2 separate regions of the Homo sapiens genome follow, and region 1 is linked to region 2. The links are chromatin loops, found by intact Hi-C in ENCODE. Cell type or tissue: HepG2. All regions are shown on one strand. Each heading gives the region's core, and the rest is flanking DNA. Links, peaks and the distances in the headings are about the cores only.

The links. Hi-C counts contacts between places; a loop is a spot of excess contacts. Peaks named below come from ENCODE experiments on the same cell type or tissue, not always from the same donor. Only the 100,000 strongest peaks of a DNase experiment are listed, where the experiment ranks them.
Region 1: it touches region 2 in a loop (4-fold over the local background); 1 of 110 quality-filtered maps calls a loop at or near these places.

Annotation. Positions count from the first base shown.
Region 1 is chr2:54,413,462-54,422,142 of GRCh38, forward strand. No RefSeq gene overlaps it. Among named protein-coding and RNA genes, the nearest start is that of SPTBN1, 39 kb to the right of the region's middle. In HepG2, for the core only: no CTCF peak of the experiment used is centred there; a DNase peak (open chromatin) is centred at 3,210; H3K4me3 peaks cover 436 bases.
Region 2 is chr2:54,173,457-54,182,137 of GRCh38, forward strand. All of the region lies in intron 3 of ACYP2 (acylphosphatase 2), which reads left to right. Among named protein-coding and RNA genes, the nearest start is that of ACYP2, 62 kb to the left of the region's middle. In HepG2, for the core only: a CTCF peak has its summit at 3,321 (motif pointing right); a DNase peak (open chromatin) is centred at 3,345.

The sequences.
Region 1 (8,681 bases), core at 1,329-6,328, 240 kb after region 2:
TACACACTTAAAATATATCTATCAAAAATAGCTTTTGAAAACAGCAGGAGGGAAGGAAAGTGTGTACAGACACGCCTAGTTGTCTGACTAAATGGCCTTTCCCAAACGCCTTCTCTCCTGCTGTTTTTTCTATAGAAAGAGAAATATGAAATACTTTCCCAGCCACCATTGCGCTAGGTGTGACCTTATGACACAGTTCTGACTAATAAGACATAAGAGGCCTGGGCACGGTGGCTCATGCCTGTAATCCCAGCACTTTGGGAGGCCAAGACAGGTGGATCACCTGAGGTCAGGAGTTCGAGACCAGCCCGGCCAACATGGTGAAACCCCGTCTCCACTAAAAATACAAAAAAAAAATTATCTGGGTGTGGTGGTACGTGCCTGTAATCCCAACTAATCGGGAGACTGAGGCAGGAGAATTAGTTCAACCTGGGAGTCGGAGGTTATGGTGAGCTGAGATCTCGCCACTGCACTCTAGCCTGGGCGACAGAGTAAGACTCTGTCTCAAAAAATAAATAAATAAATAAAAATAAAGACATAAGAGAAAGTCTGCTGGTAGGTTTGGAAGAAAATGTTTGTTTTCCTGATTAAAAGAACTGACGTGGCTCTTACTGCCCTTCCTTCCTGCTTTGAATATAGAGGCTCAGCAGCCATCTTGGAATCATGAGGAGGTAGCATGAGAGAAGGGCCCAGAGCATTCCAGTCTCCAGGACCCACATCACAGAGACACCAAAATGCTGCCAACCCTACCAACTGCGACTTCCTATAAAGTGAGAAGAAAAAGCCCCTTTTTGTTTAAGCCACTGTTAGTTGGATTTTGTTACTTGCTATCAAATAATATAACTGATACAAGTTTTATTTGATAAGAGGTTTTGGAATTTGTGATAGCAATTTTAAAAGTAACTAAGTACTTAATATACTCTAGGTGGATTAAGTTAACTTTTTATGTTGAAAAAAAGAACAGAACATTGAATAAAATATTTAGCACATCTGTGAGGAAGAACTTTTTCTTGAAATTTTATAAGGAATTGTAAAGAAAGAGATAGGTACACACATGTATACATTTTAAACTTCTGTACAATGTAAAAAAGCAAAAACAGAAGAAAACAAAATATAAAATATGAAAAATATATATCAAATACGATAGACTATAGGATCATAAATAAAATATACAAGGAGCTTATTCAAATGTATTAGCTGTATTTCATCATTTTGATAAATGGGCAAAGACTATGAACAAGCAATTCCCCCAAGGAGAAACAGAAACAGTAAATAAACACCTGAGAAAATGTTCAGCCCTAGGAGTAATCAAAGAAATGCAAATTAAAGCAACCTTGAAATATCATTTGATACCTACTAAACTAGCATTTTGAAAAATGATGGGTTGGCAAGGTGACAGCGCTATTGGCGCACTCATCCATTTCAGGTGGCACTACAAATTAGTACCACTTTTGAGAAAGCAATATGGCAAGCATGGAGAAACATCCATGCCCTTTGGCCCAGCAATTCCAGTTCTTGTAATTGGCACTAAGGATAGTAATTCAACCGAAGCAAAGGGACAGACTCCACACTGTTCTTCAGAGCCTCAGCAATTCAATTAAATCCAATTAACATATATTTTACACCTTCCTTCTGCCAAGCAAAGGCAACAGGGAGTCAGAAATTAATAAGACACTGTGTGTGACCTCAGGGGGCTCACAGTCTGGCAAAGGAGCCAGGTGGGTAAATACATTACAAAACAGTGCTGTAAGTCCAGCAGTGGAAACATAGATGAGGTCAGAAGAGCTTGATTTTCATGATGAGGTGGGTGAGGTAGGTAAGCAGAGAGCTGGCAGAGTTGAGAAAAGATTATGAAGGAGACCATGTAAAACTATGGGGAAAAAGGCACCAAGAATTAAAATAGCAAACAATTTAACTATATATTCACAGTAGTGTGGGAATATAAATTCCAGAGAAGGTTTGTGAAAAACCAAGATTTGCGGCAGAGTGAAAACAGAGCTCTATTGCCCTTGTTTGACACCTATAACAGCAAAAAAAGAAACATTCCTAAATGACCAACTTGGAGATATCTCTTTGTGAATTGTGGTACACAGTGGACCATAATTCCACTACAAGAATGAAAATTATGAAAATATATGACACTTAAAAATGTTTATGAAATGCAGGCAGGATACCTGGGGGAGAGCAGCTGGTCCTGACAGCACTTAGCATTGCTCCAAAATTCACCATTCCTTCTTTGTTATCATCACATTTCTTTTATTTAAATGTAATTAACACACCATAAAATTCACACATTGAAAGCACACAAGTCAGTGGTTTTAATATATTCATGAAGTTGTGAAACTATCACCTCCATCTAATTCCAGAATATTTTCATCAACCCAAAAAGAAATCCATTACCAGTCATTCCCCATTCCTTCCAGCCCTTGACAACTACCAACCTACCTCTTGTCTCTAGAGAACTGCCTCTTCTTCCCCTTCTCTGCCCTAATCCCTGCTGTCCTCCTGAGCCTGAGTAAGCAGGGGCCATGCCCTCTCTAATGCCCTGGCCCCGCATAGGGACACTAGCCCTCCCCAGAGTGCAACAGACGGAAGGCCAGTAAACACCACTCTATTAAAAGTTCAGACATACAAATGGGAATTCAACACTGTCATGCAAAACTAAGGAATCTGCCTTACAGAACACGTAGCTCACTCTGTGAGACCCAACCCTTCTAATTTAGTCCCTCCCTTCCTGAGGTGAGTACCACCTTAGCACCCACTTCCAGCTTCCCTCCCTGACATTTAGAGCCAAGACCACAGGACCGGTGGAACCGGTGTGAGGAGAGAGTGGGGCAGGACCAGGAAGCACCTCTTCCTCTGCTAATGCACGCAAAGGAAGTCTGGTGCTGCCTTTAATTTTTCCACTAAGGAACTTGGAGGAGGCATTGTGTGGTGGCTGGGTCTCTGGCTGCTTTCACCAAGCTTATTATCTGTTTTCCTCACCAGACTTATCTCCTGCAGGACGCTGTTTTGTTCTTTTTCCAGGGACATTAAGCGGAAGTGTAAAAGCTGTGGTTCTCTGTGGAAATGACCACAGATTATTTTCCTTGCCATTTGTATAGGCCTCCTTTTCCTGACCAGCTAGGGAGGACACTGCACATTTGATGGTGACATTTGACCTTTTTGTTTTATGTGCCGTGGTGCATTCTCTCTGGTAGCCTCAGAAGTTACAAGACCTTACCTCACTCTTCAGGAACAAACTACAGCAATGATTCATCTCTCTGTATTTCCCAGCCTCCTGATAAACTGCTAAGTGAAGATGGGGAGGAGCCATCACGTCGCGTTGATAGAATAGACACAGAGGGGACTTGGTGATGTATTAGGAGGAGCACTGACCAGAAGTCAGGGTATCTGGGTTTGGGTTTAACCTCCTTGGTTCTCAGTCCTCTCATGGATGAAGTGAGAGTTGGAATAGAAAGAGGTCACAGCAGGTCCTTCCAGATTTCAGTCCATAGTTTCTCTACATTAGTAAGGTGAAAATAAGGTCTCACTATTTAGGAGATTCTGGTCTCAGGATCCTTGAGGGAAGAGAAAGAAAAGGGAGGGAAAGGGAAAGGGACAAGAGGAGATGAGAAAGCACAGAAGGGAAGGAAGGGGAGAAGAGTTGGGGGCACAGGAAGAGAAGTGGGGATCCAAGGAGGGAGGGGAGGGAAATGGAGGGGATAAGAGGAGAAAAAAAGATGGGAAGGAGATGGGAAAGGAGGGGAATAGAGGAAAGGAAACAGAAGTAGGAGGGGCCAGGAGGAGAGACGAATGGCAAATTAGTAAGACTTCTTTAGAAAGAAGATGGGAAGTTCACAGGTTCTACAGACTGGAGAAAAAATTATAAATAAATAAATAAATAACAAAGAAAGAAGATGGGAAGAACAGAACTAACATTTCTCTTTTTTCTTCTTTTTTTTTTCTTTTGAGACAGGGTCTTTCTCTGTCACCCAGGCTGAACTGCAGTGGCATGATCACAGCTCACAGCCTCCCAGGCCCGAGCAATCCTCCTGCCTCATCCTCCAGAGTAGCTGGGACAACAGGTATGTGCCACCATGCCTGGCTAATTTTTTATTTCTTTAAATTTTTGATAGAGATCTTGTTATGTTGCCCAGGCTAGAACTAACATTTCTGATGTCCTACTAGATGTCAATTCTCAAAATACTTTGAAGGTAGATAATAATATTGTTCTTTTACCAACAAGGAAATGATTCCCCTTCCCTGCTTCTGAATGAACATTATGTTCTCCCTCAAGTGATTTTGGTGCAGTTGGGCAGGTTTTAAGATAAGCTGGGCTAAGTGATTTGCTCCAAGTATTAACATTAGTCAATCATGATGCTGAAATTCAGCCTCAGGCCTGTCTAGCCCGGAGACCTGTGTTCTTTTCACTCTACTAAGCTGAGAAAAGAAAACACAAAGAAAAGCGAGGAAGGGTTTCATAGTGGATACCTCTCCATGCATTTAATCAAAAATAGGCCAAGAGACTCTCTTAATGAAATCCACCCTCCAAAAAAAAAAAGAGAGAAAAGTAGTCTGAGTTAAGTAAAACCAATTCAGCTCAAGGGAACAGAGTCGAGATAGTCTCATAGGCATTTCCAGGACAGCCGACCTTTTCCATAATGAACACTGCTCCCTCCACAATGATGCAGCAGTAACTCTCACTGCCTTACTCTTTAGTAGTGATCTAGATTTAACAAGAGCGCCTTGCAACTTATAGTATATTTGCAGTCTTTAAAGCACTTTCACATTCTTGATTCCTTTTGACCTCTAATAATAATAATAATAATAATAATAATAGTATTAATAACTTAGGAACTGAAACAAAGATTTTAGAGTCAGACCTCAGTTTAATCACCACTCTTGCCGCTTAGCTCTGCGACCTTAGGCTGGTTAAGAAGAGCCTCAGTCTTCTCTCCTGTAAGATGGGGATAATAAAAATGCCTACCCCATAGGGTTGTAATGAGTATCCAAAGAGATAGAACATGTTAAGTGTTGCCCAGCACATAGTCGTGTTCAAGAAATGTTAACCACTATTATTTATATATATATAAAAAACACATATATGTCAGAAAAATTATCTGACATTTGAAAATAGGCAGAAAATATTACTGATTATTGGGTCTTCTTTCAGTGCAGTATTGAGCTTAATTTTCTACTGACTTTACACTCCATAGGTGCAGAGGTTAACTTAAAAATTTTTGTCTGGTAAAGATGCAAATAGTTTCTGTGCAATAGAGCCAATAAGCACAAAGATTAGTTTACTGTCCTGTTGGACACCAACCAGTTTTAACTCATCAATCTTATAATATTTTTAAATTAAATTTTACACACACATAATCTCAAATGCTTTTTGAATCAGTTTTAACATCTTAACGTTCACCTCAATAAATACATTCTTTGACAGGTATTCATATTCTATTTTCCTGAGAGAGATGATTTTACCCTTTTGAAAATTACACTTAATAACATGGAACCAACCTAAATGCCCATCAGTGATAGACTGGATGAAGAAAATGTGGTACATATACACCATGGAATACTATGCACGCATAAGAAGGAATGAGATCATGTCCTTTGCAGGGACGTGGATGAAGCTGGAAGCCATCATCCTCAGCAAACTAACACAGGAACAGGAAACCAAACACTATATGTTCTCACTCATAAGTGGGAGTTGAACATTGAGAACATATGGACACAGGGAGGGGAATAACACACACCAGGGCCTGTTGGGTGGGGGGTGAGGGGAGGGAACTTAGAGGTCCATAGGTGCAGCAAACCACCATGGCACACGTATACCTATGTAACAAACCTGCACGTTCTGCACGTGTATCCCTTTTTTTTTTTTAAAGAAATAAAGAAAAAAAATAAAGAAAAGAAAATTACACTTAACATTAGACAGCTAATATGGGTAGGCCTGCCCCATTTAGTAGAGGGACTGAAACACAAAGAGATTTTTGACTTGTCGACAGCTAGAAGCAGAATTCAGTTATTTCAAATTCTAGTCCGATATCTTTGTTCTATTTTATGCCTCTGACCAAACAATATCCAAAAATACAATAACAACAATAAAGAATGTAATCCGGAAGGATATAAGGCAGTACTCTTCTGGCAGGCTTGAACAGTTTCCAGGCTGTCTTCACAGCCATCATTCAAAGAGGAATGTGAGAAACATCATTTGAAGCTGATTTCCAAATGTTCTGCTTCTCTAAATGCATTTTTCAAACCCTTAGAGGAAAAGGGGGCCCTCTTTAAAAACAGCAATGATCTAAAAAACGGGTGAGGTAGGGAATCTGGTAGTTCACTAACCTGGTTAATAGGAAATCAAAACTATTCTATGTAAAATCAATTAAATCCATTAATACATTGATTAGGTAGATGGAAACTGAGTTACATCTACCTTAGAATTTAAGCAGACCAGGGTCTCTAAAAACTTGATATTCTCTTTTCTTGGCATGAGAGGAAAGTAAGGTTTCAGAATTGAAAGAGTAATTAAGAGGGAGCCCTGTGTCCAGGGACTGAACTCACTGTTATGCTCTGGATGGGACATATGCTCAGAGCCCAGTGGCCCAAGCTGTTGTAGAAGACGGCAGAAGCAGCCAGGAGAGCTCTGAGCCCACCACGCACATGGAGGATGGAACCGGGGTTAGTTTAAAGTAAGCAGTGCCCGAATCATGTGACAGGAGCCACCTTTACACTTATAATCACTGCAGGCTTATGAAAATCATAACATAAATGAAAGGTTTTTTGTATTGAAAAAGTTCCACCCACATTGTGCCTTGGCCCCTCATTTTTTAAATACTTTCATCTCTAAATTCCCCGGGTTTCCTCCGGCGTCTCCAGCTGCTCCTCTGCTGATTGCTCGTCCACGATTCCTCAATGTCTGAGTGTCTGATTCAGACATTTCTTGGCCCTGTCTTTTTCCCTACTATCTGGTTTAAATGTCATCCATATGCTGATGTTTCCTAAATTTTATCTGCAGCCTCAACCTCTTGCCTGAACTCAGAACTAATATATCCAGTTGCATATGTAAAATCTTCTCTTGAATGTCAAAGATCAACTTAATATGTTCAAAACAGAATTTGTGATTTTGTTCCCTCCCTCCACACTCTTATCCCTGCAAAGGCCAAGTTCTACCTTAGGGCCTTTGCACAGTCTCTGGGCCTGGAACACTCTTCCACCAGTCATTTCATGGACAGCTCCCCTTGGTCATTCAGATCTCAGTTCAAACATCACTTCCTCCTTAGCTGTCCCTGGCCCCCATCTGAAGTGGCCCATTCCTTTCCCACGGCCACCACCAGTTATTCTGGTAATTATGCACATAAACTGGAAATTTCTCCATAACCTCATATTTATCACAATATGGAATTCTGTGGATTAGGTGTTTACTTATTTATTGTTAATCTCCCTGCCCTTCCCCCACAGCTCTACCCCCCAATGCATAGAAAATGAGCCTCGAGGGAACTGGGACTCATCTGTCTTAGTCATTGCTGTTTCTCCAACACACAGGCACTCAGCAGATTTTTACTGAGTGCATATTTGCATATGTGAATGCATCTCTGGGGGTCTGTTTTCCTACAAAACCTGAGGGTAATTATCACAGAAAGCATGCATGGTAACTGGGAAGGATGAACATACTAATTCCAGCATGACCTTGAATTTTTAAATTGATTTGGAGAATAGTAAATGCCATTGGGATGCCAAAGAGAGCAAGAGATGTTGGTGCAGGGGAAGGGTGTTGTAAACAAAGAGAGGAATGCAAACAATAATCCCTAAATGTCCAGAAAAACTTTGGGAGACTGATGAGGAGGAATCATTTTATTTTTATTTTGCCAAGGAAGGATATTATGGAGAAATTTTATCATCTACTGTCACATCACCATCATGTCATAAAATAAAGGACATTTAACTTCCAAAAAGTAGAAAAGATATAAACTTCGTTTTTCAAAAAAATTGAATAAACTGTGCTTTAGGAAAACTCCCTATATTGACTTATTTCTCTCATTGCAGCACAGTCCTTTGGAAACATTGTCCTAACACTGTCAGGAACCACTGACTTAAGTGACTGACTCTAGTCGAGGAGCAATCACTGGCAACTTTCCTAAGTCTTTGCTTCTCAATATGTCTATGGACAATTAAAGCTCTCTGATAAATATTCACTACTAGGGTATTGTAACGTTTAGATGACCTCAGAAACCTGGCATTGAGATGTTACTTAGAATTTTCTCCCTATCTCAACCAAGTATAAGGCCAGGCCTACAAATAAAAAGGTGTTTTAAGTGAATAAATGTTTTTTTGTGTGTGTGTGTGTAAAGTGTATGTGTATGATGCCTTAAGGAAGAAACTGACACATCAACAGAGTTTTAAAATGTTTAAAAGACCAGTAGTACCAACTGAAACTAATGGCCAAGACATCTAGTATCATGGTTACGTTACATAGAACACAATGTAGAATTTCCTTTCGTTTTACTGTAAATTGCTTTAAAAATACGTATTTTTAAAAGTGTAAGATAAAAATGTAGCCGGAATTTATTCCTTCTGGTGGGTTCTTGGTCTCGCTGACTTCAAGAATGAAGCCGCAGAGTCTTGTGGTGAGTGTTACAGCTCTTAAAGATGGTGCGTCCGGAGTTTGTTGCTTCAGATGTGTCCAGAGATTCTTC
Region 2 (8,681 bases), core at 1,350-6,349:
GGTAGATTGCAAAAATTTTCTCCCGTTCTGTAGGTTGCCTTTTCACTCTGATGGTAGTTTCTTTTGATGTGCAGCTCTTTAGTTTAATTAGATCCCATTTGTCTATTTCGGCTTTTGTTGCCATTGCTTTTGGTGTTTTAGTCATGAAGTCCTTGCCCATGCCTATGTCCTGAATGGTATTGTCTAGGTTTTTTTCTAGGGTTTTATGGTTTTAGGTCTAACATTTAAGTCTTTAGTCCATCTTGAATTAATTTTTGTATAAGGTGTAAGGAAGGGATCCAGTTTCAGCTTTCTACATATGGCTAGCCAGTTTTTCCAGCACCATTTATTAAATAGAGAATCCTTTCCCCATTGCTTGTTTCTGTCAGGTTTGTCAAAGATCAGATGGTTGTAGGTGTTATTTCTGAGGCCTCTGTTCTGTTCCATTGGTATATATCTCTGTTTTGGTACCAGTACCATGCTGTTTTGGTTACTGCAGCCTTGTAGTGTAGTTTGAAGTCAGGTAGTGTGATGCCTCCAGCTTTGTTCTTTTGGCTTAGGATTGTCTTGGCAATGCGGACTCTTTTTTGGTTCCATATGAACTTTAAAGTAGTTTTTTCCAATGCTGTGAAGAAAGTCATTGGTAGCTTGATGGAGATGGCATTGAATCTATAAATTACCTTGGGCAGTATGGCTATTTTCACAATATTGATTCTTCCTATCCATGAGCATGGAATGTTCTTCCATTTGTTTGTGTCCTCTTTTATTTTGTTGAGCAGTGATTTGTAGTTCTCCTTGAAGAGGTCCTTCACATCCCTTGTAAGTTGGATTCCTAGGTATTTTATTCTCTTTGAAGCAATTGTGAATGGGAGTTCACTCATGATTTGACTGTTTGTTATTGGTGTAGAGGAATGCTTGTGATTTTTGCACATTGATTTTGTATCCTGAGACTTTGCTGAAGTTGCTTATCAGCTTAAGGAGATTTTGGGCTGAGACGATGGGGTTTTCTAAATATATAATCATGTCATCTGCAAATAGGGACAATTTGACTTCCTCTTTTCCTAATTGGATACCCTTTATTTCTTTTTCTTGCCTGATTGCCCTGGCCAGAACTTCCGACCCTATGTTGAATAGGAGTGGTGAGAGAGGGCATCCTTGTCTTGTGCTGGTTTTCAAAGGGAATGCTTCCAGTTTTTGCCCATTCAGTATGATATTGGCTGTGGGTTTGTTACAAATAGCTCTTATTATTTTGAGATATTTTCCATCAATACCTAGTTTATTGAGAGTTTTTAGCATGAAGGGCTGTTGAATTTTGTCAAAGGCCTTTTCTGCATCTATTGAGATAATCATGTGGTTTTTGTCTTTGGTTCTGTTTATGTGATGGATTACATTTATTGATTTGTGTATGTTGAACCAGCCAGCCTTGCATCCCAGGGATGAAGCCTACTTGATCGTGGTGGATAAGATTTTTGATGTGCTGCTGGATTCTCTTTGCCAGTATTTTATTGAGGATTTTCACATCGGTGTTCATCAAGGATATTGGTCTAAAATTCTCTTTTTTTGTTGTGTCTCTGCCAGGCTTTGGTATCAGGATGATGCTGGCCTCATGAAATGAGTTAGGGAGGATTCCCTCTTTTTCTATTGATTAGAATAGTTTCAGAAGGAATGGTACCAGCTCTTCTTTGTACCTCTGGTAGAATTTGGCTGTGAATCCGTCTGGTCCTGGAGTTTTTTTTGGTTGGTAGGCTATGAATTATTGCTTCAATTTCAGAGCCTGTTACTGGTCTTTTCAGAGATTCAACATCTTCCTGGTTTAGTCTTGGGAGGGTGTATGTGTCGAGGAATTTATCCATTTCTTCTATATTTTCTAGTTTATTTGCATAGAGGTGTTTTTAGTATTCTCTGATGGTAGTTTGTATTTCTGTGGGATCGGTGGTGATATCCCCTTTATCATTTGTTATTGCGTCTATTTGATTCTTCTCTCTTTCCTTCTTTATTAGTCTTGCTAGCGGTCTATCAATTTTGTTGATCTTTTCAAAAAACAAGCTCCTGGATTCATTGATTTTTTTGAAGCATTTTTTGTATCTCTATCTCCTTCAGTTCTGCTCTGATCTTAGTTATTTCTTGCCTTCTCCTAGTTTTTGAATTTGTTAGCTCTTGCTTCTCTAGTTCTTTTAATTGTGATCTCCCAAAGTGCTGGGATTACAGGCATGAGCCACCGTGCCTGGCCTGTTTTTGCTTTTTTACTGTAAATTTACTGATTATCAAACTAATACATACTGTGGTAGAAACTGCCAGTTATTTCCCAGCATGCATCTGTCCCCTTTTTTCTTTAGTAATAGAAACCCTGAACTTGCGCTGTACACATGGTCCCTACTATGGTCTGAATGTTTGTATCCCTCCAAAATCATATGTTGAAATCCGTTCCCCAGTGTGATGGTATTAGGGAGTGGGGCCTTTTGGTAGATGATCAGATCATAAGGGCAGAGCTCTCACAAATGGGGTTAGCACCCTTATAATAGGCCTTGGAGAGCTCTCACACCCCCTTTACCATGTGAGGATACATTGAAGGCACCATCCATGAGGAACAGGCCCTTATCAGGCACTGAATCTATTGGTGCCTCAATCTTGGAATTCCTGGCACCCAGAATTGTGAGCAATATGTTTCTGTTGTTTATATAAAGTACCCAGTCTAAGGTATTTTGTTTAGTAGCCCAAACTGACTAAGACATCCCCCTAGCATAAGGACCGTATTTCTTAGCCTGTTTGAAGCTTGTATGGCCACCAATGAGATGTGAATGAAAATAATGCATGCATTGTCTCGGTTATGCCCTTAAAGGGAAAGGGTGTGCCCTCCACTATTTTCTTTCCCCTTTCTTGCCAGAATGTGAAGACAGGAATTGGAGCAGCCATCTTGAACTGTGAGATGGAAGCCATACATTGAAGGTGGCAGAGCAACCAAATAGAACGACCAAGTGTCTCTGATGGTTGTTGAGCTGTCATACCAGCTGTGGACTGCTGTCTGAACTTTTGTAGGACAGAGGAATACACTATTTAAGTCTGTTGTAACACCTGAATTGCTCTGTATTCTAATATAATACTTGTTTTAGAACACTTGGAACAACAGAAAATTAGTTTTGTTAAGGCAGGAAAAATCTTATGTGTAATTCTATCACCCAGAGTCAGTCATGTGTTAACTGACATCTTAGTGGATGTTGTAGCATGCTTCCCTCAGCCTCATCCCCACCTCTACCTTCACGATGACATGCTTAGTTGCTCAGTGCCTGGAGTGTTAGCTGCTAATGGTTCTATCCAGGAATTGACCTTGGCCTCAGGGGGGCAGCCTGCATCCAAGAATCTGTTGTTGAGAGGGTACCAAAGTCTAGTCTTCTTGCTTTATTCAGTTTGGACAACTCTGAAGGGCCATCCTAGCTCTAGAGCTCGATGTAGAAGTGGCCAAGGTCTCTGTTGCAACTGCATTACAGTTCACCTCTCCCTCTGTCAATCCAGCTTCCCTCTCCTTTCACAGGCACTCTTCCCAAGGGCACTTCACAACAAACCCGCATGCAAATCTCAGAATCTTTGTGCTAGGGAACCTGACCTATGACATATACAGATTTAGAGATTTGGGATTATAATACTTTGTTTTTCACTAAATATTTTGCTGGGTAGTCTCCATTTGCCTTTCCAGACACATTCTCCTGCCCTCCATCCACCTCTGTTCTGGGAGGCTGACCACGATGGGATACATTAATGAGCTCCTTTGCCCTCTACCTTCCAGTTGAATGCTGCCAGTGGAAGGCACTGATAGGAGATCAGATGGTGGGAGGACAGAGACTGGGATATCCCTCGTCACCAGGCTGTGTGTTGGAAGAGGCATCATTCTTCTACTAAATCCACAGCTCATGGTGTGAGGTCTTCTCCTAGAGCTACAGGTGTTAGTGTTTTGCTGGTAGTTACTTCCTCTGGCCCTTTCATGCCTAGGAATGGAAATAGCTCCCTAGTGCTGCCAGCCCTGGGGTGCTTCATCAGCTCCCTGGTTTCTTATCCTTGCCCACACCTTGCAATTAGTCAGTCTTCTCAATCACTCCGTTTGAGTATGCCATCTATTTCCTGGCAGGACCAGGACTGATACCTACTATTTTTTTTTTTTTTTTCTGGAAACGGAGTCTCACTCTGTCACCCAGGCTGGAGTGTAGTGGCACGATCTCGGCTCACTGCAACCTGTGCCTCCCAGGTTCAAGTGATGTTTGTGTCTCAGCCTCCCAAGTAGCTGGGACTACAGGCACGCACCACCATGCCCAGATAATTTTTTGTATTTTTAGTAGAGACAGGGTTTTACCATGTTGGCCAGGCTGGTCTCGAACTCCTGACCTCAGATGATTCGCCCCCACTCGGCCTCCCAGAGTGCTGGGATTACAGGTGTGAGCCACCGTGTCCGGCCTCCTGTTTCTTTTCTTTCTTTCTTTATTTTTTTTTTTTTTTTTGAGATGGAGTCTCGCCCTGTTACCCAGGCTAGAGTGCAGTGGCGCCATCTCGGCTCACTGCAAACTCTACCTCCCAGATTCAAGCAATTCTCCTGCCTTAGCCTCCAGAGTAGCTGGGATTAAAGGTGCTTGCCATCACATCCGGCTAATTTTTTATATTTTTGCTAGAGACATGGTTTCATCATGTTGGCCAGGCTGGTCTTGAGCCTTCTACTTCTTAATGATTCTTCTAAAACATGATTTTTATTGGCCATGTATAATTTCATCATGTAGACTTAAAAGGATTTCTTTAATTCCCTATTGTTATATATACACTTTTTATATTGATTTTTATCACAATACATCAAAGCATTTATTATGCCATTGAAAACTTCCAATAAACACATTTTTAAAGGACTGTTATATTATGGCTGGACCGTGAACCTTGAGTTGTTTATCCAGTAGTGCTAAGAGATTTGTTCTGATCCACCTGATTTCTTTTGTGCAGTGTTTATAGTGACTAAAGAAACGTATTTTCAAGATGATTGGGCTGGCTATACTCTGTAGCTGCCACAGAAGAAAGCAAGGCTATGCCCCAATCCCACCACATTAAGATCCCCAGTTCAGGGCTCTTCATTAAAACAGCTAAACAAACTGGTGTAAACAGTACTTTTACTTGAATTTAACATCTTTTATGTTTTCTGGGCCAGACTTTGTGTGGATATTGGATAATAGGCTTGGTGGCCCTTTTATATCCCTTGTGTACTTGTAATTCTAGGAAAAATACAAAGCATTTAGTGGGAAGGATTTGTAAGAGAATACAGTTTGATCACCATGTAACTTGAGTAAAAATAGCACCATAATTGAAAACACTAAGAGTAGGGTTTTAAGGAAAGAGAGTAAGATTGGAACAAAGTAACCATGAACTTTTCAGTTCTGAGCTGCGAGTTCTGTTCATTATTCAGTGACCCTTTGTGAGATCTTGTCTTAGTCCATTCACGCTACTATAACAAAATACCATAGACTGGGTGACTTGTAAACAACAAAAATTTACTTCTCATGGATCTGGAGGCTGGGATATCCAAGATCAAGGTGCCAGCAGATTCAGTGTCTGGTTGGGGCTTCCTTCTTGGTTCATAGACAGCTGTCTTCTTGCTGTGTCCTCACATGGTGCAAAGGGTGAGGGAGCTCTCTAGGGTCTATTTAATAAGCACATTAAGGGAATGCCTTAATGCGCTTATTAAATGAAGTTTTTTGAGAAAAAACTCAAAGTGCTTTCTAAATTTATCTCACTCAACCACAATCAGTGCAGACCTGTGACCAAATGTAGGTGGTGTGAGGGGTGGGTGGGTGGGTGGGGGAGGAGCATCTCCCCACCACCAAGCAAGCAATTAGTTTTGTAGCAGATACCAACTGGATATCCTCCAATTCAGTTCTGACACTATCTACTTGGAGATAGCATCAGATCGTTACCGGAAAGGGGTCCTGATCCAGACCCTAAGAGAGGGTTCTTGGAAATAATTCAGGGCAAGTCGGCGGAGTAAAGTGAAAGCAAGCTTATTAGGAAAGTAAAGGAATGAAAGAATGGCTACTTCAGAGATAGAGCAGCCCCAAGGGCTGCTGGTTGCCCACTTTTTATGGTTATTTCTTGATTATATGCTAAACAAGGGGTGGATTATTCATGCCTCCCTTTTTTAGACCATATAGGGTAACTTCCTGATGTTGCCATGGCATTTGTAAACTGTCATGGTGCTGGTGGGAGTGCAGCAATGAGGATGACCAGAGGTCACTCTCATCACCATCTTGGTTTTGGTGGGTTTTGGCTGGCTTCTTGACTGCAGCCTGTTTTATCAGCAAGGTCTTTATGACCTGTATCTTGTGCTGACCTCCTGTCTCATCCTGTGACTTAGAATGTCTTAACTGTCGGGGAATGCAGCCCAGTAGTTTTGAGGCTTATTTTACCCAGCTCCTATTCAAGATGGAATTTTTCTAGTTGAAATGCCTCTGACAAGATCCCACAGATTGGGGGCTCAGTCCCCAAGGTTCCCTCTTAAGCCCTAGAAATCAGTAGCAAGTCTCGGCCTCTGGAACTTCTGACCAACTGACTGGCTTCAAGTGGGGGTTCCCATGACCCCTCCTTGAATTCAATTAATTTTCTAGGGTAGCTCATAGAACTTGGAAACTTACATTTACCAGTTTATTATAAAGGATATTACCAAGGATGCAGATTTAGAGATGCATAGTGCATGCAGCTTCCATGCTGTCCTGGGCGTACCACCCTCCAGAAGTCTCCAGGTGCTTAGCTATCTGGAAGTTCTCCAAACCCTGTTTATTTATTTCTATTTTTATTTTTAATTTTTTTTAATGGAGGCTTCATTCAGTAGCCATGATTGATTAATCATTGGCCATTGGAGATCAGCTTAACCTTTAGCCCCCCTCCTTTCCCTGGAGGTTAGCGGGTGGGGCTGAATATCTTAAACCTGTTATCATGCCTTGGTCTTTCCAGTGACCAGCCTCCATCCTGAAGCTACCACCTGGGGGTTGCCAGGCATCAGTCAATCATTAGCATATGAAAAGACATCACTTCGGAGATTCTGAGGATTTTAGGAGTTCTATGCCAGAAATCTGTGATCAAAGACCAAATATATATTTGTTGGTTTTCTTTCTTTTTGAGACAGAGTCTTGCTGTGTCGCCCAGGCTAAAGTGTGGTGGCATGATCATGGCTCACTGCAGTTTCAACCTCCTGGGCTCAAACAATCCTCCCACCTCAGCCTCCTGAGTAGCTGGGACCACAGGCACACACCACCATGCCAGGCTAATTTTTGTATTTTTTTGTAGAGATGGGATTTTGCCATGTTGCCCAGGTCTGTCTCGAACTCCTGAGCTCAAGCAGTCGCCTGCCTCAGCCTCCGAAAATTCTGAGATTTCAGGCGTGAACCACTGCGCCCAGCCCAAATATATATTTGTTAATATCACAGACATTCATCCCATTCATGAAGGCTCAGCCCTCACAACCTAATCACCTTTTAAAGGACCCACCTCCAGATACTCTCACATTGGGCATTGGATTTCAAGATAGGAATTTTAGAGGGACATAAACATTCAGACCATAGCAGATCTCTTTACTTAGGTTAACCTTGTTTTAGTATTACAAAAAGCACTTCAGTGTGTTCATTCATTGTATTCAAAACATATTTATCAAGAAACTACTATGTTCAAAACACTAGGATATGGCTGTGAACATCTAGAAAAATTACCCACTCTCATACCATTAACATTTCTCAAGGGAGTCGGATAACTAACAAATAAACAAGATTATTGTGAATTGTGACAAGTCCTAGAAGGAAATAAACAGGATGATGAAAGACAGTAAGTGGGGCAGGACACTTTAGACTGGATGGTCAGGGATAATACAAACCTCATTTTATGTGTTATGGAAGGTAGTGTGTTTGAATGGAGTGAGAGAAAACTAGAACTGAAGTCCAGCTTTATCACCTTGTATAAGTTTCTTAACCTTGCTGAACACCATGACAGGCTGAAAATATAACAAGAACATAATGATAATAATCCCTACTACTTATAGTAGTAGCAGAATTAAACCAGAGAAAACTCCTGGCATTGTAAGCATGACTTTCTGCCAGGCCCCACATAAATATTAATTTCCTGTTAACTTTCCTAAAATTACATATAATCTGAATTCTGTAATACCCATTTCCAATGATATAATTTTAAGAAACTGTTCTATACATCTTCAAATCAATTTAATTCATCAAATATTTATTAAGCACTTACTATGTGCCAGTCTCTGGTGACCTGATGGTGAATAGAATAAACAGTATCCCTGCCTGGTCAGGGTTTAATTATTGTTCTTATTTGGCTGAGACTCACAAAGCCATTTCTGTCCACTGGTTCTCCTGACTAGTAGTAATGAATTTTTACCCCACTGCTATGCACATTTTATGTTAAACTTTTTTTTGTTGTAAAATAAAATAAACATTTAAAAAGGTTCATAAAACATAGGCCATAAATCTTAAAATCTGATGGACCCTCTCTTACAAAACCCTATATACTTATTTATGTGTCAGTACAAACGTCTACCATTCTGCCACTAAAAATAACAAAGAAAACAGAAAAATAGAAGATAATTTTTTTTTTTTTTTTTTTTTTTTTTGGTTGAGACGGAGTTTTGCTTTTTCACCCAGGCTGGAGTATGGTGGCACAATCTCAGCTCACTG